Regions from separate parts of the Homo sapiens genome. Here all the other regions are linked to region 1. Evidence: chromatin loops called from intact Hi-C (ENCODE). Cell type or tissue: PC-3. All regions are shown on one strand.

What was found. Peaks named below come from ENCODE experiments on the same cell type or tissue, not always from the same donor. Only the 100,000 strongest peaks of a DNase experiment are listed, where the experiment ranks them.
Region 2: a loop joins it to region 1, with 4 times the contacts of the local background. A loop is called at or near these places in 3 of 110 quality-filtered maps.
Region 3: a loop joins it to region 1, with 5 times the contacts of the local background. A loop is called at or near these places in 2 of 110 quality-filtered maps.

Annotation. Positions count from the first base shown.
Region 1 is chr7:111,196,982-111,199,481 of GRCh38, forward strand. All of the region lies in intron 3 of IMMP2L (inner mitochondrial membrane peptidase subunit 2), which reads right to left. LOC124901725 (a long non-coding RNA gene) reads right to left here. Exons shown (of 2, transcript XR_007060477.1): 1 at 1-2,500. Among named protein-coding and RNA genes, the nearest start is that of LRRN3, 110 kb to the left of the region's middle. In PC-3, no CTCF peak of the experiment used is centred here; a DNase peak (open chromatin) is centred at 1,470; H3K27ac peaks cover 1,929 bases.
Region 2 is chr7:111,131,876-111,134,375 of GRCh38, forward strand. All of the region lies in intron 3 of IMMP2L (inner mitochondrial membrane peptidase subunit 2), which reads right to left. Among named protein-coding and RNA genes, the nearest start is that of LRRN3, 42 kb to the left of the region's middle. In PC-3, no CTCF peak of the experiment used is centred here; a DNase peak (open chromatin) is centred at 1,156; H3K27ac peaks cover 313 bases.
Region 3 is chr7:111,097,891-111,100,390 of GRCh38, forward strand. The region is part of intron 3 of IMMP2L (inner mitochondrial membrane peptidase subunit 2); the gene reads right to left. It overlaps LRRN3 (leucine rich repeat neuronal 3), which reads left to right. Exons shown (of 3, transcript NM_001099658.2): 2 at 1,991-2,072. Among named protein-coding and RNA genes, the nearest start is that of LRRN3, 8.0 kb to the left of the region's middle. In PC-3, a CTCF peak has its summit at 958; a DNase peak (open chromatin) is centred at 331; H3K4me3 peaks cover 776 bases; H3K27ac peaks cover 1,288 bases.

The sequences.
Region 1 (2,500 bases):
CCAGTTTTTCGTTTATGAAGTTTCCCTAAACTTCCACGAACTCTCTTGAATCCTCTTATATTCACAAAGCCATCATGAATTAATGCTATGTTATTTTACAAAATCGGAGGCCCAGAAAATACTGAAAAGGTTGAGGAAGTACCAACTCTTACAACGATCACATAAGCCAACAAATTCCTTTAAAAATGAACAAAGTATTGGCTGGGCTCGGTGGCTCACGCCTGTAATCCCAGCACTTTGGAAGGCCAAGGTGGGCGGATCACGAGGTCAGGAGATGGATACCATCCTGGCTAACACAGGTGAAACCCCGTCTCTACTAAAAATACAAAAAATTAGCCGGGCGTGGTGGCGGGCGCCTGTAGTCCCAGCTACTCGGGAGGCTGAGGCAGGAGAACGGCGTGAACCCAGGAGGCGGAGCTTGCAGTGAGCTGAGATCACGCCACGGTGCTCCAGCCTGGGCAACAGAGCGAGACTCCATCTCAAAACAAACAGAAGAGAACAAAACAAAAATGAACCAAGTATTTATAGTAAAATAATTCTCAAGGTAATATAGCTAATTATTTGATGAAGATATCTCCATACGTCTTTAAAAAGGCAATCAAAGATAAAATAATCATAGAATTGGGCTTCAACAAACCAAAGTACCATCTGTCATCAGTTAAGGAAGTATCAGCTGGAAGGATGGGAAAAACAACTATATTTTAAAACTCAGCAGAACTACTATACAATGCGATAGCTTTCAGTGTGTTCACTCAATACTATTACATTCTATCAAATGACAAATCCATCTAATTCTAAAGACTAAAATTGCAGTTTAAAATGTTTAAAATAATTTTGCTCCTTTGAAAATTACTCTTGATGCTAGGCAATTACTTTCAAATTAAAAGTTCCTTCAGACTTTAGAATTGTCACACATTAGTAGGGATTTAAAGCAAAGATATACCTTACAGTAAGCAACAATAACAAAGAAGGAGGAAAAAACATTGACTAAATATAATTTAGAAATCAGTAGACAGATAATATTGCACAGAAGAATGAAGAGTACATAGATAATCTAAATCTAGGGACATCTGGGTTTTAATTACACTTTTTCACCAAGGATTCCAAAGATGGCATTTTGAAGCCATGTATTCTTTTCCTGTCCTCCAGGACACAAGAATGCAATTACTAATGGGAAAATAAAGACAGACTTTCTTTTACTCATTTTGAAAAAAGAAAAAAATGCTCTCTCTAGTCTGCATAAACTGGCTGAAGTTTTGATCTGATGTGACAATTCCTCTAAATATGGCTCCAGATCTGCCCTTAGAATCATATAATACTGTGAGTAACAACACAGGTCAGAACGGCTCTCGGTCATATTCCTGGCTCAACTACTCAATAGCAGAGTGACTTTAAGCAAGTTCTGAGTCTTATTTTCCTAACCCGTACAAGCAGTTATTATTACCCTATGGGCTGCTGTGTGGATCAACTTACATAATGAACTCAAAGTTCCTACAACATGGGTGTACCAGGTCACTCTGGTTAACCACAGCTCCTTGTGAAGCAGTGATTCATACTTTCCAGCATGTATCACATGCTGCAATCAAACTGGAATCCATAACTATTCCCTAAACACGCCCTGATAATTTCTGCTTTGATTCATGCTACTTCTACAAATGATGCCTTTTTCCACCATAACTGCCTACCAAAATCTTATCCTTCTTTCAATACTTTTGCAAATGCTACTTCCTTTATGAAGCATTTTTCCCAATTCTCCTCTGTTATTAGGACTCGTTCATTCTGGAACTCTGTTCTTCCATCATACTTATATCTGGCCTTAGAGTTATAATGCCCTTGTCATATCTTTCTCTTTCTTTAGATTCTAAGTTCCCAAAAATAATGTAAACTTCTTCAATATTTACCAAAAACTACCAATTGAATTGAATGTTTGAGTGGAGAATATATGCATTTTCAGAGATATATACAAACAGGTAGAGATCTGGAAAACTGTTTCAGCTCCCAATGTCCTCCCTCAATATGGACTAAATTCCACTGAACTTGATAGCTATGTCAGTCACTACATTTTCGAACTGCATTTCCTAGTGGGGCTGTTATAATTTGTGTCCATTTTTTTTTCATTAATTTACATGTATTTGTGAAGTAGGTTTCAAGAAAGGGATTGAAATAAACACATTTTTATTCTGCCACCATTTTACAAAAAAACCTGCCTCATTTCCGAATAAATAAATACAGCCTACATATAATGTATATTAACTCAAATATTTCAATTCTCTCATTTAAGTATGCGAGTATTTCTATTTAAAGTTCTTTGATTCTAAAACTAAGAGTAACTGGACAACCTGTCAGTTCCCTGTAATTTCCTTTTGCACCTTCACACACTGTCAGCAATACAACCACAGTTAATTAAAATATGTACGTGGAACATGTAAAATAGCATCAAATATGAAATATGTAAAAGTTGAAAACACTAAAAGAAGCCAAAACTAAAAATGATTCTCCT
Region 2 (2,500 bases), 65 kb before region 1:
AAAAAATAAAAAACCAAATGACTCAACACCAAGAGAAATAATAACAGGAACTTTATAAGCATGCCATAACTCACAACAATAACTAATAGGTGATTTTTTGGAGAGGGAACAATCCATCAATAGTACATTAGATTCATTAATTGTTCCTATTATCTTCTAACTCTCCCCATCAGTATGTTCTTTTATAATATTCCTATCTCAGTTTCGCATCAGAAAATGGGGATAAAGAGTCTTTATTTGTCAAATTGCAGTTACTACTTATTTGCCAAACACAAAGAACACTAGTTTATCAAGAAAGGAAAACCTATGCATATTCTTATAAATAAAACCTTTAAAATAGGAATATACATGAAGTTCCAAGTAGATGGAAGGCTAGGGACTTTTAAAAGAATTTTTCTGCAATTATTTCCATGCATCTACTTCACATTCCCAATCTATAAAGCTCTTCTCTTTCTCAGTCCATTACAGGAAAATACAGAATGGTCAATTATGTTTAACCTGCTTGCCAACTCTCCGATTACACTTATCATGCACAATAACTCAATCTTAGAAGGTACATCCTGCATAAAAAGTGAAGTTTGAGAAGACAGAAACTTCTCTTCAACATTTTCATCCTTGTGAGTACTGACACTATAGGCATGGGAAACTCAGAACACCACATCAACACCAACAGCTTAGAGAGTCAGATGTCATTGTGAGCTGATAATGCTTAGCTTTGTTGACTGACGTGTAATCTATTGCAAATCTTGGGTTCTTAGGAGTTCTACTTTATAAATTGTATAATGTAGTTCAAGAGAACAAAATTATTTATTATAGTTTAGATGACAGGGATTGCATATTGATAAAAGAGGTAGCAAAAAGTTTAAATAAAAACTGGACACCATCAAACTTATCTGTGTGATTAAAATCTATAGCTACCCATAGAGGAAGGTGATCATCTATATGTCTGAGTGAAAGAAAGAAGGTGGTTCTTTAAAAGACTTTCTTAGGTTAATGAGATTCTATGGAATTAAATTGACATGCAGAAATATTTTCATGTATAAAGAAGCTCCTCAGTATTCAACGAGTACTAAAGTCACTATGTTGACCTATGTTCTCATCCCAAATGATATGGCCAAGCTTAGTTGTTGTTACTGTTGTTATTTTAATGAGTCATTTGTGTGTTAGTGCTCCTTCCAAGGATCAGGTCTAATAGTAGCAAGGTTTCTAAGCAGGGAAGCAAGGAGTGGCCCATGCTTTATTCACACACCATTTATTGAAGATCTACTGTGTACCAGACAAAATATTAGCTACTAGAGATTCAACATTGACTGCAATAGACAAATCTCCTGACATCCTAAAACTGAGAGTGAAAAGGTAAATACCAACAAATGAATCTGGCAATTGCAATTCAGGGAAACAAAAGTATGATAGGCAGAGGGACGATTACACATATTTGGGGGGAGTACAACATTCTCAGTTACTGTAACGTAGTCCAGAGAGGCTTCTAATTCAGAGCTAAGACAATCTTTATACAATATCCCAATTAGAGGGCAGAGAAATGTTAAGGTAGATTAGGGATGGCATGAAGATACTAATAGGCTGAAAATTTTTAGTAATGACAGAGTGCTAGGCAACTGGGAGAAAGTTCTGAAGGACAAAGCAGGAGCTGGCTTCAGAAAGAAAAATCAGGAGGTGGGTAAAAATCAAACTTCATTTTGTGCTAACCATGTTAGAAACCAATATCCTAGGAAAAAAATGACTATGCCAAATTTAAAAGACCAGAATTAATTTATAAGGGTACAAAGATTCGTTTGTCATATTTCAATCCTAACTCCCTATGTAGTCTAGCACCCAGCTTCCTCCAGAGGTAGAAATATGAGAAGACGTGGGAAATAAAAGACAAAAGAAAATAGACATAGGCACACTCTATACTCCACCCTCTTAAACCTTCCCTAATCTGAAATCACACATACTCAAAAGCCTCATAAGCGTACTCTCAGAAACAAACACCCTTTATCTTCAGTTATTATAGTCCAGTATTTGATTGATATCTAATTTCAGATATTTTAAAAATACATCTCCTATGAAATTCGTAGATGGCCAAAATGTCACTCCAGCTTTCTACTGTCTCCCCAAAGGACAAATAAAGGAAAGAGAGCCTAAGTATTCTGGGTAATTTTGTATATAGAAGCCCAAATGTAATGTAAAATTGTGATTGATGTCTTTGATTTTAAGATTGACCTAGTTCTGTTTCCACTGTCAATTGTATTTCTTTTTCAGAAATTTCACAAATATGTTACATAGAGTTTAATGAGTATATAAACAGATATAGGAAAAACCAAAAAAAGTACTGTGTCTAATTTCCTTAGACTATATTTTGTATAATACCAGACATACTTCTAACTACCTAGATTTTTATATCACTTTCTTCAGATAATATTTTTAAAATCTTCTCTATTATGTTTCCAATTGGAACGTTGAACTCAAAACTTAAAGAAAGAGTATTTGTAGATGTACT
Region 3 (2,500 bases), 99 kb before region 1:
TTCTACAAAGGCCAAGGGGTTAATGACCTTAAACTGCAGGTGCCCAAGGCATTGAGAACAAAAAAGATAGAGCAAGCGAAAAGAGAATTGTGTCTAGGTCACAATGCTGTAGCATTGAAAAGAAAGTGCAACAGAACAGAATGGAAAGAGCAAAACAAGGTGACTGCCATATATGAAAGATAAACATACTCTAAGAACATATAAACTTTGAAAGCTCTATTCACAGTCATTCTTGAATGAAAAATATATAAAATGCCATTATAAGATATAAACATCATCCAAGTCAATTTGTTGTGTGACTAGCTGAACTGACTCACTTACCAAACACATAGTTTATATTTGTTCCTCTTATTGTCATTTATTACTCACGTATTTTTTACACAAACACCACAGTTGTTGAAAGAGTTTCATAAGGTGATGTTCAGCTAACTTTTTAAAATCAGTGAGGCATTTTCCAAACCATTTCCTCAATCAATTACTTTTTAATGAGGAAGCAAAATTTATGTAAATATCAAAGTCTCATTTTTATATTTAGGCTATAAATTATACCATAATATGCTGCTGTTGGGCAAAATAATCAAAGTAATGATGAATTAAAACAAATGTTCTGACATAAATTAATGTAAGCAGAGCCCTTATACGTTCAAACCACATCATCTCTCTTAGACAATCCTTTACTGGCTAAAGGAATGGTAATAATACTGGCAGATCTCATTTACAACATACAAGCATTTTCTGTGCCAAACATTATGCTAAGCACTTAACATACATTTTCTCATTTAATCTTCATAACGACCGTACTAAGTAAGCGCTATGTTTAACCCATTTTACCAACGTGAAAAATAAGGCTTAGAGAAGAAAAGTAACTTGCCATAACTAATGAAGAACACGAAAAGGAACCTAGGTTAGTTAGCTCGAAAGAACAAGCCTTTGTGCATGAGGCAACACTGCCTCCCGTTGGTACTGCCTAAATATAGCTAGTTGATATCGCCTTCCAAGAGTCAGATTCTCTATCAAAATACAGTAACTCTGTTTCTAGTTTCATATCATGCATTCTGCTCATACTAGAATATTATACCTTTGTAGGATTCTTCTTTTCTTTCTGAGAAAGGAGTGATGCTTTAATTATTTATATCTGAGTTTTGCTATCCACTAGATTAACTAAAATGATTTTTTGTAGTTCAATTCACAGCTAGACCTGTGAACTGGCAGCTTATAACTTCCTCTATCATCATTTTTCCATCGAGTGGAAGTCAACATACTTCTTCACCTGAGGTCATGCAGTATAATAAGTGACACAAAAGAAAAATGCAAAACTTAGCTCATTGGTCTCAAATTTCATTATTTATAATAAGCTTTCCTTGTATCTAGTTCCAAATTTTAGACACTTTTTTCCCCTCATGCATTCTCTTTTAAATGATGAAGATGAAAATAGTCTGAATACAATTTCATTGCTACTATGAGCATCAATTTTCAATGAAATTCATCAATCTTCTTCAGTATGAATAAGCTGCTAGCCCTGCAAAGTTAATTGATGAAAGCTGTAATTTGCTTTTCAAACTGAGGATGCTGAGCCAAACCTAAAACTTTAGTAGAAGCGTTCTATATTAGCTGTTTGTAAAACTTCAGCATTTCTTGCTATGTCACCTCCTGAAAGGGCTATCAGGGGAGTCCTTCAACTTGACTGTCCTACAAAACAAAATCTGAATGTAAAATTAAAGCAAAAATGTTGCTGAGGATTCCTCCAGTGATTAAAAATGGAGTTTAGAGAGCTCACATCAACATACATTTTCTATTCAAAATGAAGTTTTTTTTTTGAAAGTTATAAGCAATTAGACAACTAAAAAAAGAAATTCAATTTTGAGGTGATAAAAGGTTAAAGTATTGTGAATCATGAATAACCTAACATGTAAGAAATAAAGAAGGACATGTATAATTTAAAATTAAACTTTTGGGGTTTTTTTCCTGCTACTTCTTACATACAACAAAGACGAGGAAGAGGAGGAGAAAGAGAAAGAAGAGGAAGATGTTGGGCAACATTTATTTAACATGCTCCACAGCCCGGACCCTGGGTAAGCTCTTTGTACAACTCACCTCATTTCACTTTGATTCCATGAGGGAACTGAGGCTTGAAATGGAGAAGCATTTGCCCAACTTCACTCATTGGAAAGGTCCTGATTTGAACCCTGAATGTCTGACTCTGAAGCCCATGTTATGGTGTCTTCCTTAGCATGTATTTCTTTTTTTTAAATTTCAATAGCTTTTTGGGAAACAGATGGTGTCTGGTTACATGAATAAATTATTTAGAGGTGATTTCTGAGATTTTGGTGCACCCATCACCCAAGCAGTGTACACTGTACCCAATGCCTTATCACATATTTCTTAGAATAAGCATAATATATTTATCCTTAGAGAAGCATTTGACTTTTTATGCAGAAGCATCTAACAACAGGCTCTTTCTACAGTTTTAAACTTCTCAGCCAAGATCAGGAGTATATAT